Regions from separate parts of the Homo sapiens genome. Here regions 1 and 3 are each linked to region 2. A link is a loop called in an ENCODE intact Hi-C map of the cell type or tissue named here. Cell type or tissue: heart left ventricle. All regions are shown on one strand. Each heading gives the region's core, and the rest is flanking DNA. Links, peaks and the distances in the headings are about the cores only.

What was found. Hi-C counts contacts between places; a loop is a spot of excess contacts. Peaks named below come from ENCODE experiments on the same cell type or tissue, not always from the same donor. Only the 100,000 strongest peaks of a DNase experiment are listed, where the experiment ranks them.
Region 1: it touches region 2 in a loop (2.8-fold over the local background); 4 of 110 quality-filtered maps call a loop at or near these places.
Region 3: it touches region 2 in a loop (2.3-fold over the local background); 9 of 110 quality-filtered maps call a loop at or near these places.

The regions. Positions count from the first base shown.
Region 1 is chr10:76,981,029-76,988,492 of GRCh38, reverse strand. The region is part of intron 19 of KCNMA1 (potassium calcium-activated channel subfamily M alpha 1); the gene reads left to right. Among named protein-coding and RNA genes, the nearest start is that of KCNMA1-AS1, 97 kb to the right of the region's middle. In heart left ventricle, for the core only: CTCF peaks have their summits at 3,289 and 3,488 (motif pointing right); a DNase peak (open chromatin) is centred at 3,472.
Region 2 is chr10:76,429,151-76,436,614 of GRCh38, reverse strand. All of the region lies in intron 6 of LRMDA (leucine rich melanocyte differentiation associated), which reads right to left. Among named protein-coding and RNA genes, the nearest start is that of KCNMA1-AS1, 460 kb to the left of the region's middle. RefSeq lists an enhancer at 2,805-3,502. In heart left ventricle, for the core only: no CTCF peak of the experiment used is centred there; a DNase peak (open chromatin) is centred at 3,143; H3K27ac peaks cover 3,444 bases.
Region 3 is chr10:75,391,651-75,399,114 of GRCh38, reverse strand. LOC124902461 reads right to left here. Exons shown (of 1, transcript XM_047426122.1): 1 at 858-7,464. The coding sequence starts at 2,959. The coding sequence ends at 1,994. ZNF503 (zinc finger protein 503) reads left to right here. Exons shown (of 2, transcript NM_032772.6): 2 at 1-1,285. The coding sequence ends at 366. Among named protein-coding and RNA genes, the nearest start is that of ZNF503-AS2, 6.1 kb to the left of the region's middle. In heart left ventricle, for the core only: CTCF peaks have their summits at 3,401 and 3,610 (motif pointing right); DNase peaks (open chromatin) are centred at 1,884, 2,794, 2,944, 3,634 and 2 weaker places; H3K4me3 peaks cover 2,213 bases; H3K27ac peaks cover 2,072 bases; H3K27me3 peaks cover 1,803 bases.

The sequences.
Region 1 (7,464 bases), core at 1,770-5,769, 550 kb before region 2:
GCAGTGGTGTGATCATAGTTCACTGCAGCCTTGAACTTTTAGGTTCAAGCAATCCTCTCACCTCAGCCTCCCAAGTAGCCAAGACTACAGGCGTGCACCACCATGTCTGGCCATATCTTTGAGGTCCAGTTGGTGTTGAGACTTCACATCATCACCTTTCCTACCTTGCTTTATGAGTAGCTGGGCTCTGTTTCTTGTTGATTTTGTAATTAATTAGATGAGTGCTTGGAGCAAGGCCAAGACTGGGCCCAAGTTTTTCACCCATGCCTTACCACTATCCCTTTCTTTCAGCAGACCTGATGTGTGGATAGGTCTAGGGATGAGTGGAATGAGTATCAATATGCACATTTGAAATTCTGAGTTTTACCCTGTAACACTCTCTCTTTCCTCCTACCGATGGCCAAGTCCTCTGATTTGGCCTCCAGATTACATTTCGAACCTTTTCTCACCATTGCCAGTGGCACTGCCAAGCTCACATGCTCATTTCTTCTTCAGCTAGTCTGCCATTGTTGCCCTTCAACCTTTCAATTAGTTCCTCTTGCCACCAAACCACCACCAACTTTAGTATTCTAAAGCACAGACTTTGTCATGTTATCCCATTTTAAAGAGAGAGACCTTTTGATGGTTCCTTGTTTTTTAAGAGGATAATTTCCAACTTTCTGCTATTAAAATGGCATTCAAAGCCTTTGCAGTTTGGCCTCAACCAGTTTCCCTAGTTCCGTTCTCCACATAAGCATCCATCATCTAACAATTCTCTAGAAGCGTCTTATTCTCATTACTTTACACATTTCTGGAACCTTTTCCTGAGACTGTGATTCTTTTCCTCTCTGCTTCTAGCAGATTAAAACTTACCCATCCTTCAGAGCAGGGGTCAGCACACTGTCCCATGGGCCCAGTCTGGCCTGCCATCCATTGTAGTAAGTAAAGTTTCCTTGTAACATAGTCACTCCCATTCATTTGCTCAGTGTCCATGGCTGCTTTCAGGCTACAACTGCAAAGCTGAGTAATTGTAACAAAAAGGGTATGGCCCAGAAAGCTCAAAATATTTACTATCTGGCCTTTTAGGGAAAAAGTTGGCCAACCTCTGCTGTGAAGGTACAGCTCAAGTACTGCCATCTCTGTGAAGCCTTCTTAACTAGCCCACCCGGAAACCAAATTAGAAAAAGTGAATCTCTTTTCTGTAAGCCTGTAACATTTCATGTAAACCCCATTAGACAGTTTTTATGTTGAGGTTTTTGTAGAAGTCAAAATTGGTCTTTGAATTCTTAGCATATTGCACACAGTAACCAAGACACACAGTGTGAATTCAATAAATGGCTGATTAACATGTAAACTCTGTTGACAATATGTTTCCATAGTTTATTAAGCATGTATCTCAAGGAAAAAGGTCTTTCATGAGAAGCTGAACCAGAGGCAAAAAAAAAAAAAAAAGTCTCAAGGCTAGAGATCTTCCTTTCTTCCTTCTTGTTCCTTTATACCTTCTTGAACAGAACCTTTGTTTCTGAACAGCCAACAGCCAATTCCTTTGACTGCTGGACAACTCTTGAATAGATTGATCTCAAATTGATCACTGCTTCTTCTGAAGGTAACACATTTGTTCCGTTGTTTCTGCTGACAGCACATGGTGGGCTCTGTAGTGGATCTGGGGGTGCTGATGTTTTCTCCTTCCATATGTCATTGGGTATTTGAGTCGGGGTAGGAAGCCATGGCAAACCCATTGCTTCTGTTCATCCACCTATGTTTCCTTATTGATTTGAATTTATCCCAAATAAATTTGGATATTTAAGGCAGGGTGTGCACCTTTAATTGTTCAGACCCTAGCCAATGGCCTAGACCTTATCTCACTGGACTAATACACAAGCTAACACTAGGAGTTATATCTAGGCAGGGTAAGCCCCCAACTCGAATCTTGACAGCCCTGAACCCCACCAGATTCCCCTTCACCCTTTGCATCTGTCCAGAATTGCTCCTGGAAACCCTGTCTCTCCAGAGTGAGTGGTAGCCAGCTGAGATGGGAGATGGGATGCCCATGGCCTATGCCTGAGACCCTCCTAGTCAAGCTCCCTGTCTGGATAACTGGAGACACTTCGTTCTCAAAGCAAGCATTGTGACATTTGGTTCTCTTCACACATGTGCCTTACCCAGCTTAGACAGATGGAAGAATTGAATGTAAAGAGATTCTACAGAATGTATTGGAAATAACAAAATTGTGTATGTGTGTTTTTAAAGGATACCCTTTTGGTTGCCGCATGAGTTATTTTGTTGTTGTTGTTGTTGTTAGAGATTAAATCTCAATAACTTTTTGGAATTAGAATGGGCTTCCCATCAGCTGAATGGGCTACACACTCGCCTCCTTTTCATAGCAATCCAAGAACTCCACTGCCTTCCTCACATCCCCTGCTATGTTATCAGCATGGTAGTTTTGCTTGAGATCAAATCAGGGCAACATAGGAACTGTCATTTTTCATTTACCGGGGCCCTTTGATCCCATTTGAGGTTTATTTGTTTCAAGTGAGAAACACAATCCCTATTGCATACATCTATTCTTTAGAGTACTTTTTTATTTTATTTTTTTATGTTAGAGATCAAATCAGAGTTGTAAGTAGTATGGTCATTAGTTATCACCACTAGATTTCACAGGCTACACTTTATTTCTGTTCTTACAAAATCACCAACCTTCTCTGTTGCATAATGATCACTTCCAGTGAAGCCACAATGTGCCTTTCTTGGGTACTTGGGTGTTAATTTATTTCACAGTTTCCTTTGCAGATGCAATCAGAGTCACCTATCACATTCCTGTTTCTGCTTTTTATTGTGTTCCTTTGCTATCGCGTTTGTGTGATCTTTTCCTGAAAAATGACAGGTAGTGTTTCTCTGCTCACTGTATCAGTGACATATTTTCCACAACTTCTCTATTGCTATTTTAAAAATATAACATTTTATAGATGTAATCTTAGTTGTTTGTAACTAGGTTTTGTTATAGGAGCAAATTTCCTAAATGGCATGTTGGTTTAGGTACATTTTTTAAAGAAAGGGAAAAATATTTTCTGCAAAATAGTTTCCTCTAAATTGTAAGTGAAGGAAAAGCTCTGTTAGTAAGATTATAATGCATTTTCCTGATTTCTTAGTACATCGAAATTCATGAACATTATTTTTATGTAAGTGATTAAGTTGTGGCTTTTAATAACACGTTGTTAGAGCAAAAAGAGCTATCCCTTTTGATTTACTTGTGTATTTACTGGGTGACTTACAGTGCTTTACATATTAGAATTGGTTTGTCAACAATTAACATTCTAGGTTTTTATATAACCCATACTTCAGGTAATATAGGATTATTAAACTACAACCAGTGTGTTAGAAATCTGCCTACTGGTAATACAATTCTTACGTATAACAGCAGCTGAGAAATACTGCTGTGTATTTATGCATAGATTGCAAGACAGATGGCCTGCAAGCCGCAGAAGGGCCTGACATGCAGGTCCACCAGCAGGTGGCGCTGCTTTTCTAGAAATAAACCCTCTACCTGGATTCTAGGTACTCTCCTCCTCCTCACTTTCTGCCTTTTCTCTTGCAGATTGTCTCCTTTATTTCTCTAAAATAAATATCTAAAACTGTTGTTGCTGTTGTTTGAAGAGATATACTTCCAGTACGACAATGCCCCTCAATTGCTAAGGTTTATTTGAAATCCAACTTGCCTGATGCAGTGCTTACTTGAAGCAAGTCCAAGTTAAATACATGTTACTGTTTTTAAAAGGTAACTACACACACAATACTGGATTCAGCACTGAGATTGGATTGCCTATGCTATCTGATTATTGTTATGTGGCAAGTTCCCATTTTAATCTAATATCTATTTACACAAATTAATCCCATAGGCTTCTATTCACCTCAGGATAATGAGGGGCATTTTTATTAAAGTGACTGATTGATATACTGAATTAATGTTTTATATAAAAATCACCTTAGTATGATGTTCTTTCATCAAGAGTTACTCTAGAATCCAGGCTGGGTGCAGTGGCTCACGTCTGTAACCCCAGAACTTTGGGAGGCTGAGGCGGGCAGATCACTTGAGGTTAGGAGTTTGAGACCAGCCTGGCCAACACGGTGAAACCCCGTCTCTACTAAAAATACAAACATTAGTCAGGTGCCTATAATCTCAGCTACTTTGGAGGCTGAGACACTAGAGTTGCTTGAACTGGGAGGTAGAGGTTGCAGTGAGCCAAGATTGCACCACTGCATTCCAGCCTGGGAGCCTGGGTGACAGAGCGAGACTCCGTCTCAAAAAAAAAAAGTAAATAATAATACTAATAAAAGAGTTGCTTTAGAATCCAAGTCATCCAAAGAATATTGCCTTTCTCTCGGGGCCAGAACTACATTTTGACAAACAGGATCAGAGTTTCTGTTAAGTTTTGTTCTGTTTTTTAGGAAGACTTTTCACAGAAAAGTTGATCAGCTCATCAACTAGGGCATCATAAATGAAGAGAGAAATCAAATGTGCAAGCAAAACTATTTTTAAAAATTATTTTGTCCACACATACCCAATTTTTCAACCGTTTTTTAAAAAAGACACAGCTATATCTTTTTACTGTTTTTTTTATGGTCTGCGGTATTCCTTTGTACAGAATATTTAGTGCAAACATTAGCTTATGTGGGAGAAAATGAATTTATTGAGGTTACAGAAGGGGAGAATTGAAATATGTCTCAGGATGACTCACTTATTTGTTTATGTTTTTCATTATTAAATTTTCTTCCTTTTTTTTTTTTTTTAAACAGTGTCTCACTGTGTCATCCAGGCTGGAGTGCAGTTGTGCGATCTTAGCTCACTGCAACCTCTGCCTCCCAGGTTCAAGTGATTCTCCTGCCTCAGCCTACCAAGTAGCTGGGACTACAGGCATATGCCACCATGCCCAGCTAATTTTTGTATTTTTAGAGACGGGGTTTTGCCATATTGGCCAGGCTGATCTTGAACTGACCTCAAGATATCCACCTGCCTCAGCCTCCCAAAGTGCTGGGATTACAAATGTGAGCCACCATTCCCAGCCCTTCATTATTAAATTTCTACCTATCAGGCCGTAAAGAACTTTGGAAGCATAGGCAGTATTTTACTCTTTGAATAGGATTTCTCTCTTTTGAGTTTTTAAACTTTTCTCAGGCATACTGCGCTAAGGGCTGCAAGTTGAGGATCTAGATAATGTAATGTATGTTCTTATTTAACTCACCCATGTGATTTTCACAGAGAACATCTTGAAATGTTATTGATTCAACAAAATCAAGGAGGAGAGGATTGGGGAAACATTTTCTTCTCAGTGAATCTATTTTAAAGCACTGGTTTTGTTGAAAATGATTTTTTGAAAATATGGATTGCAGTCAGTTTTCATGTAAAAGTCAAACCCTGACGGGTTTCCTTCCAGTTCTCTGTAGAGGGGATGGGATCAGCTGGAGTAGTTGAAGACAAGAAATAGCCATCCTGAAATCAGGGTAAATTTACCTGGCTGGGCTGTGAGGAATAGGCCTTGTGAGTTTCACGGGACCCCTTTCTGAGGCATTAGATAACTTTATTTTCCTGTTGAATAAGCTCTCCAGAAAAAAAAGAAAAATGAGAACTTCAATGGAACTGGACAGTTGCCAAGGGCCTCCCTGCTTTATTTCCATGCATGAATGTGTGTTTCTTACCTTGGAAAGGAAAGTGGGCTGAGCGAGCTAGGCAGTTTCTGATAGACTTTTGCAAGATGCAAAGCCCACCCACTATCCTCTTTGAACTTCAGTATTTAAATCAGAAGAAAAATAGCTTTCCCAGAGGCTTCAGATTATTACTAAATATTGTGCAAATTCTATCATTTGGAATGTAAACGCTTACACTCTCTGCCCTTTATACCTCCAACTGTGCCCTCAAACACATTTTCCTGCTCTAGCCAAATTGACTTTCTTACAGTTTATACAGTTTAGTATTTTCCAACCACCTTGCCTTGGTTCAAACTGTGTCCTCCACCTGGCATGCCCTTCCCACCCTCTACTGCCACTCCTTAGTCTGTTCAGCATCATGGGTCAAGTGCCCCCTGAGTGCCAGGCCCTGTGCTCCATCTGGGGATATACGGGACCTCTCTATTCATCCTATTCTTGTTTCAAGTCGTCTTCTTTTTCTTCCTTTCTTTTTTTTTTTTTTTCCTGAACAATTCTCTCTCTAGGACTTAACTTATTGTCTAAGACATTTCATGTAGCCCTCCCTTGACATTCTCATGCAACATCTTTTGTACTGTTGCATTTATGTAACTTATGAGTTCGTATATTCGTATTTAATGCAATTATCTAATTTCTCTGGCTAGGCTTGTGGTTCTCTCTTATTGTGCATCTTTAAAAAGATTTTAAAGAAAAGAACAAGAAAAAGGTATGCCCGACATTAAACTCAGAGTCATTACAAATCAGAGCCAGAAGGGTCTCATACTTAACTAATGCTCATCCCCCCAGGAAAGGGAAGTGTCTTGCCAAGGCCACACAGTTGATCCAAGGCAGGCCTAGAACCCCGGGGCTCCTGATCACTAAGCTGTGCTTCTCCCCTTTGCAACATCGCCTCTGTAGCTGCTCGGAGCTATTTATTGGGAACTTTTCAGGGCCCAGCATTGTGAGAGACTCAGTGATATGTGAACTCCAACAGAGGAGCTTATAAGCCTAGCTGGGGGAGTAGAACACATTAGAATTGAACACAAATTATAATAATGCAAGGCATGAGATCAGAAGTGCCAGGGGATTTTTTAAAGAAAGGAGAGAATTGATCTTGTCATAATCATCTGGGAAGGCCCCCTGGAGGAGGCAGCCTAGGCTGTCCCTTCAAGGGTGGTCAAGTAGTCAGGTGAAAGGAAGACATGGTGGGAGAGCCTGGTGAAGGAGTCACTGCCTCTCTACCCCGCCATGCCTCTGCCCCTTCTTCTGTCTCCCATGTGTCTGCACACGCCGATCAATCCCATGACCTCCCAGCAGAAATTCAAGGGAAAGAAAAGAGGCCCTCACAATCAGACGGCGTGAATTTCCTGTAATTTAGAGGAAACAGTGGGGTTCCTCTGTCCCCATCTGTCTTTCATTTGTTCTTGCCCTGAATGGTTCCAGCCTTCTCCAATTGAGGTCCGTTTAAACGTTTTCTGGCTTTTCTTGTTTTTATGACATTTGGCAAAACCTAATTATTTGACTTGAGCACTTCATTGGGGCCATATGAAACAAGGGACAAAGGTGACAGTTGAATGAGATGCAAGGCTAGGGGTCAGGTGGGGGTGGGAATGCTCACCCCATTCTAAGTGTTGGTTAGCGGCTCAATTGCTTGGGGAAGGAGAGAGAGTATGGACCCATGTGAATTACACCATGTCCAAATGTGGCAGACTGGTGTGGAGAAGGACCCAGCAGCAGAGAACTCTCATTGCTCTGACTCTTCAAAGCCAAGGCAATAATCATGGGTAGCATTTAGAAAGAGCTCAC
Region 2 (7,464 bases), core at 1,552-5,551:
CGCATAGGAACCTGTAGTGCCTGCTCCAAAGCCAGCATCTTGTCACTGTCACTCAGCAGCTTGAGAAGCAAAGGCACAGGGAGTGCCACACCTCCCTGCACAAGGGTTCACTTTGAAACCCGTAGAGAAGGTGAGGGCAACAGCATGAACAGCCTGACCTGCAGGTGGCCCAGCCCACATTCCACAGGGCTCATGTGGAACCCCAAGTGGCCTGGGTCATCACAGCCATCCTAGGAGGGCAACACAAGCCTGGTTTCATTTTCCACCCTTTCACCATTTACAGTCCAATGACAATGGAGTCTTTTCTTCACACACTTATTTTTCACTCACAGAAAGCATTAATGACTCTGCATTTATTAATATACTCCACATTTGTCCCTGAGCACTGTGGGAAGCGGGAGCCAGCCTCTATTTCACTAACTCTGCCACCAACCTCTACTCATCTGCTTCTCACATGAGAACATCAGAGACATGGTTCCAAGGCCCATCACCACAGAGCTGGGCTCTCAACCCACCTCTGGCTCCTCTCAGCATACAGAACCAATATCATGTTTTCATATAACTAAAGCCTAGCGTGTCCTTTTATTTCTGGAGCAACAGATTTAAAGTAAAAACTGGGGAAATAACCAATATCCCAAAAATTAAAGCATTTTGCTTCAGCCCAGTTTCTCCCTAACCCTCACAATCCATCTGGAATGTAGGCTTTCTTTTTGTCATCTGTTCGGTCTTTTTATCATTATCCTTTGCCAGAAAGATAAGTGTTAGCAGGACCTATGAGAGACCGAATCTTCATTCCTGAACTTTGCTTCTAGATAATGGCTTTTTGCTTCTGGATAATGTCTTCTGAGAACTGCTATGGCCTAAGGTACTGATGACCCAAGCACCAACCCCTCTATGAGCATGGCACTTGGGACATTTGTGTGAAGAGTATTCACCAAGAATAAGATGAGCGGGGGTGATTCTATGAAGTCTTTCAACTTCTCCCAACCCAGAAGGCAGTGTGACATCAAAAATGTAATCAGTTGCTGACCCAGACATTGTCTCCTTTTGGTTATTTCTTGTTTTAGCTTCTCTGAAGAGCAGGAAGACAAAGTGCTTGACTTATAAAACCACTCTTGATTCAGAGTCATGGGTAGCCTTCTCAGTCCCCTCCACAGAGGGAAGCCTCTCCCTTCTGCTCTGAGAGGTAACATGCCATGGCCTCAGATGACTGCATCAGCCTCTAGTGGCCTGTCTGAATCTAAGCAGCTTCTGGGGCCTCATGAAAGAGAAACTTGGGGTGAGAACATTGGGAAGGACTGAAAGGCCACATCTTGGCAAGGCCAAGTTATAGTTCTGCCAATGCCTTCCTGTGTGGCCTGGAGAAGTCACTTCATCTCCTCCAGAGCCTCAGTGTTCTCATTCACAAAGAGATGTGCTTGGGCCGATAATCTCTAAGCTCCTTTGCAAGTGATATATTCAATGATACTTTCCCTTCCTTAAGTACTGGGAAGGACTATGTCATATAGATTATTCTTAGTTTATCTAAAAAACTAAGTAGATTACCAGAGAATGGTCTAGTTTATGGGGCAGAAACGTGGCAGGGTGGGAGGGAAGGATAATCCAGGCTGTGTTTCATGAGAAACTTAAGAATAAGAAGGGTCTGTATCTTAATTACCTCTGTAAACCCAACTCCTAACACAGTGCCTGGCTACTGGCATTAATGAAGAGTTGTTTGATTAATCTACAAATGAATACAACTCAAAAGCCAAGCAGACACTTAATGGTTGGGTGGCAGTGTGTGCGTGTACAGGTAGGTATACACATTCACACACACATACATATATCCATACCATTTATCACAGATCACTTACCATCCAGCACTGGTTTTATTTTTCTAGATGGTGAGCTCTTTGAAGATGGAAAGCTCATTTATTGTTGTATCCTGAGCATCTTGCCAGAGCCTGGCCAATGGTAAATGCTCAGTGGCACTTATTGGATGGATGGATGAATGAATGGATGGATGGACAGATGGATGAGTGGATGGCCTAAGGTACTCATGGATGGATGAACTGATGGGTGGGTAGGTAAGTGGGTGGATTTATGGGTTAGCTAAGTGGTGATATCCAGTTTGTGACACATTCTGTGTAACCTCAGTTCCCATTGCTCCTTACATAAGAAAGAAAGAAGCAATCATGTTTCAGCATTTTTTAGCTTTGGGAAGGGGAGTGGGAGAAAAAGGGGAGAGAAAGAGGGAGTGAAGAGATAGGAGGGGAGAGAAAGGAAGAAAATTAAAGAGAGAGAGAGAGAGTAAATAAGAAAGAGAGAGAGAAAAAAAGAGATTAAAACTTAACAAAACCCAAGAAAAGTCAGAACTCATTTTCCATGGGCAGGAGGAGATGTCTGTTCAAGGTTCACTATAATCAGGACATTGATGTTTTGGAAAAATAAGATATTAAAGTTCTTGAATACAAAAAAGAAAGAAAGAAGAGGATATGAGAAGGCAACAGTTACCAAGAAAATGAATTAGGAGAGAAAACGAATTATATTTTTTATTCTTCTGTTACTAACCCTTTTGGATTTTAATGTTTATATTTTTAAAGAGCCTTTAAAAAAGCAAAGGTGAGGTGGAGTGGGATAAGAAGAAGCCTAAGCGTCAACCATGCATTTGGATTTGGGAATTTGTCAAAGGTGTGGGAATTTGTCAAAGGTGAGAGACTGAATTTCCACCTTGACATGCAAATGCATTCTTATTTCCTATGCTGTCGCCCAAGTCACCCTGGTTACATCAGTGTTCAGCTGAGTCAGAGCATTTGGATGGGCTCACTCTAAGAGGGTTAGAATTTGATCCCATGACAAATAAGAATGGTTACCTGGCACTGCAGGTGAAGAACAGGCTGGAGCAATCTCAGGGCTGGGGCTAGAGGAAAACACAAACCAGCAACATGATCCATGGCTTCAGTCAATACTCAGGAAAGCCTATTTCTGTTTCCCCAGTGCGTTCCTGAGAGCAGTGTTGATTACCAGATAACCAGAGTCTTTGGTCTTTCACAGAATCAACAGCTTGGCAGCCACAAAGTGACAGGCATCAATACTAATCGCACAAGCCTGTCTGTAGCTGGACCCCAGGACAGGCCGTGCTCCACCTGCCTGTCCAAGAAATGCACGCCAGGTCCTCCCCATGGAAACCACTAACAACACTTATTAGCTGTTTCCTTGCCTGCTAAGTGGTCTGTGCCTCGTTCTGGCTCCCATTATTATATTCATTTCAGCCTGTGTCCTGAAACCTGATACCTTTGTACTTGGGGGGTGTGGTGTCTGCCACCTGACAATGATTTGACATGACACAGTGACAGAAAACAAGGAGACAGGATGGAAATAAAAGAATAAGAAATCCAAGCAGCTACACTGGCGGCTCCAGGCAGGGGTGCCCATTAACACAGATACCTGTGAGAAGGAACACAGGCCCCACTGCCACCCTGGCCAGATCACTTAATTCAGCTGCACTGGACTGGGAGACAGCAATCTTCCTTTGCTGAACAAGGCCCCATGCAACATTATAGTGGGTTCTTCACTTATACTTCTGAGTTCAATGTGGCTCCACTTCTGCCCATTCCCTCCCCTCCCAATTCATCCGCCAGCAGTCCATTCTGTCCTTCTTCCTGGGCCTCTGTGCTGATAATCACAGCTGCCATTAGGGTGGTGGCACTGGTGGCACACATGGCCACCACATGCTAGTGCTATAGTCATTCAAGAGACCAGCTAGGGCATGTGGGGAGGGGGCAATGAGGTGAGCCCTCGGCCCGTGGAAGCCACTATGCAGACACAATACTGGAAACAGTGGGGTTTCCAAAGAGCAATTTCAAGGCTAGGGTCCATGACTAACTGGCAGTGACATGAGCCAGTGATAAGCCTATTCTGCGCCTCATCTGTAAAATGAACAAGATGGACTAGATCACTGATGCTTGAACCTTCTGTTGTTACATTAGACAATAAAATTTTTTCATTAAATGATATTTTCCTTTAGACCCCAGTGTATTGAATGGATAAAAATGGATTTGGAAGCCAGCTTTGGGAGCCCTGTTAGCTCCACCCTGATGGGTCACCACTTGTTCCCCCTGCACCTCTGACAAGTCTCATTGGAATGCTAGAATTCCGCATAGCTCAGTGTGAAAGGCATGGGGCCAGATCATCTCAAAGTTCCCTTCTAGGCCAAATGTTGCTTTGGGTGAGGCATGGGAGACAGAGAAATTGTAGGGAAGGTTTGGGGATTTGCACCGTGTTAGAATGATCTTTCCTCTAGCATTTTATGTTCTCTTTTTGTCATCAACAGCCCTACAGCTCAGGGCTCTGTGGAGATCTATGGCAAGACAGAGCCAGTAAAGGAGCACCACACCAGCAGCACCCCCAGGCCCACACCCACGACATTTCAGAAAGTTCAGCTTTCACTTTTATACACACTGGAACTAAAATACAGGGAAAGAAGTCAAGGGAAAGTTTGGAGATAATCAGCCAGGACTCAAGTTTTACAAAGGGAAATTAAGCACCAGTACACTTGCTATATTTAGGATCTGTATTAGTCCATTTTCACACTGCTGATAAAGACATACCTGAGACTGGACAATTTACAAAATAAAGAGGTTTATTGGACTTACAGTTTCACGTGGCTGGGGAGGCCTCACAATCATGGCAGAAGGTGAAAGGCATGTCTCACATGGCAGCAGACAAGAGAAGGGAGCTTGTACAGGGAAATTCCCGTTTTTTAAAGCCATAAAATCTTGTGAAACTTATTCGCTATCATGTGAACAGCACGGGAGACCACCCCCATTATTCAATTACCTCCCACCAGGTTCCTCCCACAACATGTGGGAATTCAAGTTGAGAATTAGGTGGGGACACAACCAAACCATATCAGGATCTATCATCTCTTTATCATCCACAGCACCACCACCATCACCAATGACAACGAATCCAGCATAGGTCTAAGTTATCATCCACTGGGATAATAACAACAGGCAGCACTGATTATACTCTTATTATTGGTTATTATGAGGATGTTACATTTATAACTGCCCTAGAGCAAGGCACCATTATTGTCACTTTTAAAAATGAGAAAACTGAGCTACATACAGGAGACTAGTGACTTTCTCAAGCCCCAGAATTTGCAAGTAGTAGAGAAGTGATTTGAACTTATGCAGTCTAACTCTGAAGTCTGTGCTTTTAACACTGTCGTCACCCAGGGAAGCAGGCTGATGTGAGGAGAGAACTGAGCTGTAGGAGGGCTCACACAAACTGTGCAGTCAGCAAAGTTGCTTTTCAACAGCAAAAAGCTCCTAGTTATGGGCCCGTTCGCATCCATGCTCCTCTCTGCATCAGCCCGCCTCAAACACGTAAATTCACTCCCCAAGCACCTAGTTATTATCTTGCTTGTTCTCTACTTAAAGCATTCAGAAAATATTTAGATCTTTTTTTTCCACCCAGATGTAAATAACTGATAATAGGTTAATCTGCTTCTTCCTCCCAGGGAGAGACATATTTTTCACCAGAAACCAAAGCCTTGAACTGTAGAGATAAAGCTCCACTTGTAAAATTTCAATGTCAGCATAGAATAAGGATTATGAATTCTTGAAATCATCAGAGTCTTCCTAGTGTCCCTGAAGTCTATTAGGTGGTTTTTAATTCATTAGGAAAAAACTATCCAGATGGAGAAATGGATATAATCTCTACTCCAGATACTATTCAATGGAAAAAATACTCAGAAAGCTTTGGCCTTGAATTTGTGGAGGCAGAGGAGGGGGTTGTGGGACAATTAGGAGGTTGAAATCACTCACTGACCCTATCTGAAACTCTATATTCTATACTGCCACCCTTGGACCACCCTTGGGTTAACATTTCCTCTGAACATTCTAGCTCCCTTAGGTTATTTATTTACTTACATTTGATATTTTCTTTTACAGAGCAGAGAAAATGGAAGGAAAACAATATTCCTATCCCTAAAAACACTCACTGTGGTTCCCTAGGAGGAAACAGTAGAGCTCCAGGAGACAAAAATCCAGCTCTCAATTCCCTCCTGCCTGCCTGGAGAAATCACTCAGCACCCGTAATGAGAGGATGCAGTGGCTAATTTTGTACCATAAATCACAAGGTTAATACTATGACTAAAAAGTGATACCATCAGCTCCTTTCCTTCAAGGCTGTTAGATCTTAGTCAATTACTTATGAACAAAGATTTAAAGACTTCAGAAGCCCCTCTGCCAACAAAAGATGCTTTTACTGTTAGCTTTCTTTCCCCTTGAAAAGATTCTTGAACTCCTCTGGAAGGGGCTCCAGTGTGTTCTCAGCATTTATAGGAAGAGGTTTGCAAGGGAGCAGCAATTAACAATGCCAGGCTAATAAAAATCCTGGAGCCTCAGTATCTTCTGAATGATACTGCCGACACTCCTAAGGTAGCCTAATACGAGAGGAGAAAACACACAGAGATGGGGGAAAATATACCTTGTTTCCGACATATTTCTCAAGCTGTTTAAATATGAAACAAAATCCTACCAGGCTACAAGTTTCCAGCTGTTATGATATCATAAGATAAATTTACAGCTAGAGAAACAGCATGTTTGCTTTTATAAAGTATGGAAATATAAATGTTCCAAGTGTTAAAACTGTCCAAACAAATTAATTCAAGTAAAAATAGTTGTCTCGGATCTGGTTCTCTCACATTTGCTTTCTTTTTATAGAGCTCACCAGCACACTTCTCTCAACGCAGAGAGGAGAGGAAGTGCAATTCCATCTCGGCAGGCGCCTTTTCTGCATTTGGAAACCCAAGGAGCCCTACAGCAGGGAAGCTGGGTGGCCCCTGCCCAGGCCCCCATGGCTGATCTATTAATTAAAATCTTAATTTAGCCTCTTTGCAACAGAAGAAAGACACTGTGAAAGGGGACTGAGGCTAAAAATCTTACGATGTGCTCCCATTTGGGGATGTTCATTGTAGCTACAATGAAAAAAGAGTTTCTTTCCTCAGTGACTTTGAAAAGAATAGAGTGGTGATTAACAGCAATTTTTTTTTTAATGAAACGCAACCCGTCATCCCTGTCATCTTCTGGCCATCCTCGCTTGTACGCGCCTCCCTGACAAGAGGAATAATAATCATCATACATCACTGCTCTCCACGTCCAATCACCTAAATCTTCCCTCGCTGCAGCCTCTGAGACTCAATTACTTTATTGACATGCAATCTTCATAAGGGGAGAAATATTGTGCATGTAAGGTCACTTGGTTATGAAGACATATTATCATATTATCTGCATGAGGGTTGCAGGGCTAAGACCTGACAGAGCTAATTATAATGGTACATGATAGAAAGCTCAGTACACATTATTCGCATGGCTGCACTAAAGGTGAGCTAAGTCCATGACATCATGAGTTTTTGAGAAAATAATGCAACATTGGCTTGGCGGCTGTAACTTTTTTTTTTTTGTTAATTCTCCAACA
Region 3 (7,464 bases), core at 1,770-5,769, 1.0 Mb after region 2:
GACAAGCGCTTCGCCACGTCCGAAGAGCTGCTGAGCCACTTGCGGACCCATACGGCATTTCCCGGGACAGACAAACTGCTGTCGGGCTACCCCAGCTCGTCGTCTCTGGCCAGCGCTGCCGCGGCCGCCATGGCTTGCCACATGCACATCCCCACCTCGGGCGCACCGGGCAGCCCTGGGACGCTGGCGCTGCGCAGCCCCCACCACGCGCTGGGACTCAGCAGCCGCTACCACCCCTACTCCAAGAGCCCGCTTCCCACGCCTGGCGCCCCCGTGCCGGTGCCCGCCGCCACCGGACCGTACTACTCCCCCTACGCCCTCTACGGACAGAGACTGACCACCGCCTCGGCGCTGGGGTATCAGTGAGGGCGGCCGGGAGGGCGAGCGAGGGAGAGGAGGGAGAGGGGGAGGGGAGGAGTCCAGGGAGAGGCGGGATCACGGCCCAGGCTGCTGACACCCGCGCGTGGGGAGGACTCGGGCCACGAAAGGAAAGAAATGTATACCGTATCTATCTACCCGACAGCAGCGACCGAGACCCGGTGGGACACTCCCCTTCTCCCCACTTTCACCTCCCCACCCAAACTTTATAAAAGTTGAAAAAATATCATTTGACTTTTTATAGAAAAAAAAAGGAAAAAATAATTGAGAAAGTGTTCATCTGAGGACTGCATCGGTGGACACTGGTATTTATTTATGTTAGCTCCAAGCGGACCGGTGGTTCAAAAGTGCATTATTTAGTTTGAGCTCTGTAGGTAAAAAGGAGGTGGGAAAAATTTTAAAACTTGAGGGTAAAAATGTGGAAAACAAACCCTCCCATCCCTTGTAGATTATAAATAAAAGCAAAACCGCCACAGAACTAGAGGTCTTCTCTTTAATGTTACTTTAAAATTGCTATGATTGTATTGTACGTTATTTAATGTCTGATTGAAACACAAATTTACATGCATGTTTGTTACAAAAAAAATGAAAAAAAAAGTCACAATTTGTCAGCTCTGATTTCAAATTGCAATTATTTTTAAGGTGTATACCATCGAAGAGAATGGGTATTTTTTTGTATGTATTCTGGAAGAAAACAACAAAAAAAAAAAGAAAAAGAAAAAATTCTATTCCAAAACCTCATTTGCCTTATTTTGTTCTTTAAAAGGAACACTTAACTATTTTTAATTTTTAAGTCCACCCGCTGAGAAGGGGACAAGGTTTACGTCATGTACTAAAATAATAGACAATGTATCGCTTTAAAGATTAAAATTCCGTATATTTGATGTATTAAAGGGTTTTACTTCTTCTTCTTATCTTTTTTATTTTGGTTAAAGAGAGCATGGCAGTTTCGGCCGCAGTGGGTTCCGGGGCCTCACTGCTACTCCTTCTTCCCGGGACCGTGGCTGAATTTCCGATCGCTTTGTTGTGATTTTCTGGGAGGCAAAGGCGTCGGAAGGGGCTACCAGCCGCGAAGTTGGCCTTGGGGAACATATTTTTAGAGGATATTTCACCATTTGGAAAATAGTGTCCTCCGCTATCTATCATTTCGTTTTTATTTCAATTTTCTCTTGGCAGCTGGCTTGTTAAAAGTGAAAGGGGGTGTGGGGCGGGGGACAGGGTTTTTGTTAAATTTCCCTCCTGAGCTTTTTGGGCATTTGGGTTTCGTTTTGTGCAGAGTGGAGCAGGCCGGGACTCGCCGGCTGGGCCTGGGCCGGGGCCTCGGGGACGTGGGGCAGCGCGCTGGGGCAAGCCGAATAGACTGGGAGGCGGAGGGGCGCTGGGGGAACCTGTGTCCCGGGCCTGGGGGGAGTACGCAGGGACCCTCTGGTCCCTAGGGGAGAGTGCGTCCTCTTTTCTTCTTCTGGCTGCCCAGGGCCTTCTAAACGCTCCCCGCAACCCTCGCCCTCACCCCCACCCCCACCCGCCCGCTCCTTCCTCCCTCCAGAGTCGGGACCCGGGGCTGGCCGGCGCCACCGCTGCTTTTCCCCGTCCGGGTGGCTCTGCAGCCGGCGCTCTATTCCATTCCGCGCCGCAGGAGAGCCCGCCCGGCCAGGACCCGGAAAGCCCCTCCAAGTGCGGCCCCGCGAGCGTCCCGGCGCCCAGGTCCGGCCTTTCTGGGGCTACCAGGTGGGCACCTAGGGCTCCGCTCTGCAGAAGCGCGGCGGGAGTCTGGGTCCGGGCGCAGCTCCCTGTGGCGCGGGCCGCTGTCTTCTCCCCAGCTTGGGCCGCAGGACAGAGCTGCCCGAAGCGCCGAAGGAAGCACGCAGAAAAAAGTCTCAGTCCCTTTTGGGGGGAGGGGGGCCGAGACCCAGCGCCCCCTCCCAGACGCTCCAGGCCTGGGCGCTAGCCCAGGTCCTCCGGCTAGTTGGGAGCTCTGAGCCCAGAGCGCCCTTTCCAAGGATTCCGGGACCGTGGAGTCACAGCTCTGAGAGCGCACCCCAAACTCTCCGCTCCCTGGGGTCAGGCTCTTCCGGTTTCTCCGAGTCTCGGGATCCCCTCGGCGCTCAGGTACCCCTGTTGCCTCTGGGGACTCACGGCCGCGCGAAGTCAGCCTTTGGCCTCTCGCCTGCGTCCGACAGCCCGCGGCCCCTGCCGCCATTTGCACCGGGATTGGTGACTTTGAGATTTTCCACCCTCCTCCCAGCGCCAGCCTCACGGCTGCAGGGCCTTTACCCGGGTTGCACGCAAAGCCACCCCCAGCGACCTCCCGGACACTGCGGGAAGCGCGCGGGCCGCCTCCTGGAACTGACTTGGTGGGGACTCTGGCTCCGCCGCCGTCTCCACACCCCCGACCCTGATGTCCGGACGTCGCGAGACCCCAGGAAACGGAGCTGGCGCCGAGGAGGACCCCTGGCCCGCAGCGTCTTCGGACGCCGCGGCCCCGGTCCCACTCTGGTCCCGCCGAGAGAGGCTGAGCTGGGCCTGGTTCCTTGAGAATCCTGGCCGGCGGGCTTGTCGCCCCGGCCTCTTGGACAGACATCCCCCGCCCTGCAGGTGGGAGGGCGGGAGCGCGTGGCGGTGCTGCAGCCGGGGTCCCACGCTCCGGTGCCCGCAGCTCAGGACCTGAAAGCCAGGCGTCTACCACTCTCTCACCAGCAGCGGCCACGCGCTCCTGGCCACTGCGACCCACAGGCTGTGCCTCTTTTCCCTAGCGTCTTCGGACAGGGGTCCCTGAGCGACCACACCTTGCCGGCCCGGAAGGACCTAGACATTCCCCCGCCCTGGGATTCAGGCTTGGGACCAGCAGGGAGACGAACCCGGGACGTTCGTGCCTTCATGCCCCTTCTTGGTATTTTATCAACACAACCCAAAACCAAAGCCCCTTAAAAGTTTGATGAAACTCCTTCCGGGAGCAGCTACACAGAGGCAGCAGCGTTCCGGCGCTGGGGCGCCCGGGGGTGAGGACAGAAAGGATTCCCCGACGTGTTGGACGGATCCGAGTCACCCCGGGCGCGCGGTAAGTGAAGGGTGGGTGCCAGTATCTGCTGCGTGTCCAGGCCGAGGTGCGAGCCTCCTCGGAGGGACAAATGCCCCTCCCCAAGGCGCGCCCCCCGACTCTCTCCAGCTTTTTCCCGAACAGCCGCGGGATCCCCGGCGCGCCGGCTGGCGGCTGGAGCCCGGGCGGAGCGCCGCGTGTCCACCAGGCGGCGCTGCAGAGCCCGGCGGAGCAGGAAGGAGTCCTGGAACCCCGGCCAGCGCGCGGGCAGCCGGCTGGATGGGCATCCCGAGGCCCCGCGCTTCCACTTTCGCGTGGCTTTGGGAGCGGTGTCCAGGAGGCCCCTCCCTGTGACTCCTCGCTTCTTTTCTCCTGCTGCGAACCGTCTCCCCTGCTCTTCTCCACCCGCTCCAGCTTCTGCGCTTGTTTCCTCCTCGTTCTCTATTCCTGTCCAGAGGATTGGCCCACGTGTCTGTCCCTTCCCAACCTGGGGAGCTCCCACCCTCAAGGCTCTGATACGTCACCTTGTCTGCCATGCTGAAGCAGTCGCCACACAGGCCTGCATTCATTCACTCCCTCCTTCACTGATGATTTCCTAGCGCCCACTCCTTGCCAAGGGCTGCTCATCCCATTTACTCGTCCCTGACACAGTTTGAGAAACCGAGGCTAAGTCCTGGAGGCCAGTGGCAGGGCTGGCGGATAAGGCCCAGGCCTTTCCCCCACCATCCAATCTTATCCCCCTACCTGTGCCTCTGGTGGTGACACAGCGACCCTGGTGTCCTTGTGCTGGGTAACTCCGCATAGATGCAGATCAGGGAGGTGTGCCTCCGAGAGAGCTGCTGAAGAAGGACCAGCTTCTGAAATCTGCCACAAGCCTGTGGACCTCTGAGTAAGCACAACTAACACAAATGCAGATGCCTGTCAACACACGCACTCACTTGTTTCCACACTTTCACTCCTACTTCCACAGAAGCCACCCCCTGCTCTGACTCTGCCACACCTGGTCACGTGTGGCACACACTTATGCTCCGACAGCAGACAGGAGAAGGAAAGATGTGGGCTTGGTCTTTAAGCAGTGAGGAAAGGCAGATAAAAAAGCCCCACTAGGTGATGAACTTCTTGTGATTTAGAAAACTCATAAGGCTGCAGCTCCAGCAGCGCAATCGGTTAGCACACAGTACTTACACAGAAGACTCGTAAAAGTTGCCCAGAAGGTGGGACTTATCCCCTGTCAGGTCATCGGCTGGCCTCTGCTGCACGTATTGGCTTAGGGTTCCTCACCGAATGTGGCTAGCAGCCTGGTGGTGCTTAGAGTGACTGGAAAACCCAGGCTGACCTGCTCACATCTGTCACGGGCTATGCCCAGCCCATGGGATCCTGTATCATCCCACTTACACTTCACAACAGTTCCATGAGGTCATTAGAATCTTCACCCCATTACTAGACTTAATACCTGGATGATGAAATAATCTGTACAACACACCTCCATGACACAAGTTTACCCATGTAACAAACCTGCACTTGTACCCCTGAACTTAAAAGAATCTTCACCTCGTTTTTCAGATGAGGAGACTGAGGCTCAGCAGCGGAAAGACAGTGGCTTGAGGTACACAGCTAGTGAGAGATGGCTATAAGCAGGGATTCTCACCTTGGCTGCTCTTGCCTGATGAAGTTTTAAAGCAGAACAGTGCCTGGGAGCCAGAGATGCTGTTCCAGCTAGAGGAGGGTGTGGTGAACGTAGCTGGGTTTTCAAAAAGGTTTTTGGTGTTATTGTTATTATTTTATTTTTTAATGGGGATTTTCTTTTTTCTTTTTTCTTTTTGTTTTATTTTATTTTTTTTGAGACAGAGTCTCGCTCTGTCACCCAGGCTGGAGTGCTGTGGCTTGATCTCAGCTCATTGCAACCTCTGCCTCCCGGGTTCAAGTGATTCTCCCACCTCAGTCTCCTGAGTAGCTAAAATTACAGACGTGCACCACCATGCCCAGCTAAATTTTTTGTAGTTTTAGTAAAGACAGGGTTTCACCATGTTGGCCAGGCTGGTCTCAAACTCCTGACCTCAAGTGACTCCCACCTTAGCCTCTTAAAGTGCTGGGATTACAGGCGTGAGCCACTATGCCCAGCCTATTTATTAATGGAGATTTTTCAAACAGAGCAGTAGAATGAATAGTGTAATGAACCCCCATAAACCCATCACCCAGCCTCAACAATGATCACCTCATGGGCAACCTTATTTCCTCGCTACCCCCTCCAACTCATTATTTTGAAATAATAAAGACACCATTTCACCTCCTCAGTGCCTGTCACTTCCAGCTAGGGTTTCAACCTATGCTTGGGTTGGCTCCCAATCCAGGGCTCATCCCGCTGCCCCACCTGGGTTGAGGCTCTGTGAACTAAAGCATATTACTCTCCAGTTCATGCACAGTATAGCTGGGATTTGAACCTACTTCTTTCAGACCTGGAAGCCAAGCACTTAATCCTACCCCATGCTGGGAGTCCCCAAAACTCCCGAAGGTACTAAGGCCTCTATGCCCAGTGTGACCCAGAGTGAGCCCAGGGGGTATCTGGGCTATTAAAAGACTCTAGCCCTGGCTAGGAAATGCCTTAGTTGGGACACTCACAGTACAAGAAATATTCCTAGAGTGAGACCAGCATAAAGCCACATGGTGCAGTGGAAAAAGCACAGATTTAGGTTCAGTCTAACCTATCTTTTAGCTCCACCACTGACTCATATCTAAGGCTGAGTCTCTCTTGACCTCAGTTTTCTCATCTATGAAATGGGGACATTGATACCAACCTAATGGGGCTGTAGTGAGGCTCAAATTAAGTAATAAATTTGAAAATGGCCAACCTACTGCCTAGTTCATACTGGTTCTTAGTAAAGACAAGTTTGTTTCTTTCTTTCCTTTCTCCCCAAAGTCTCATTTCATTTTGACCAGCCTTCTTGCTCAAGAACTTCCTGTGGCTCCCTGTGGCCCACTGGCTTAGAGCTTCACTCCACAATCTGGCCATCAGGGTGCCTGTAATCATGGTTCATCCTCTGATTTTGCCTGTTTGCCTGCTCTACCTCGTGTCTCACCAATCTTCAGAGTTCAAATCCTCTGCCAGCCAGCTAGCCCCCCAGCCCATCCTCCAACACCCTGATGGATGGCACCCATCATACACTCCTTCCCTGGAATGCCTTCCTTTTTCCCTTTCTACCAAAATGCTCTCAAAAATCTCCTCTTCCAGGAAGCCCTCTAGATTTTCCCCCCACCACACACCGATCTTTCCCTCACTTTGCATTCCCTCAGCACTTAATGCAAAGGCAGAGGGTAAAGATATAAAGGTCACTGTACCAGGGACCAGGACACTTGGGTTTGAGCAGTGCCTTTTTATAGTTGTGTGACCATGGACAAGTAAGTCACATGTCCTCTGTGAAGCTTGTCTCCAAAACTGATACAGGGCTGTGCCTACCAGGGTGAACAGCACATTGCCAACAAGAATAATATTAAAAAGTAGCATGAACTGCACACTTACTAGTCCATCCATTCACTTATTCATGTTACTATTACTGTCCCCATTTTACAGGTGATGAAGCCGAATAAAGTAACACTGTGCTGGTCCCTGTGCCTGGGATTTTGTCCTCCACCCTCTTTTCCTCATTACCAGCAACACAAAAGTTCTACTTTAGATCTCAGGCCAAGTGTGACCTCCTTCTGGAACGCCCCAGGCCCTTTTTATCGGATTTAATGTCCTTTCCTTTGATCTATCCTGCCATCATATTCTCTTTATGTTGTCCAGAAAGCCTGGATTCTGGGTTACTGGGGAGAAGGGATTATCTCCTATACCTACTTCTAATCATGGCAGCTAGCACGGTACCTGGAACATAGTAGGTGCTCAATAAATATTAGAAGGAGGGAAGGAAAAGGAAGGAAAGAAGAGAGGGAGGGAGAGAGGAGAAAGCAGAGGAAAGAAAAAAAAACAAAAGACAGAAGGAGGACAAATGTGCATGAATCGGGAACTCTTGGATAAAATTATGCTTCCAAAGAAGGGAGGGTAGGAGAAAAAG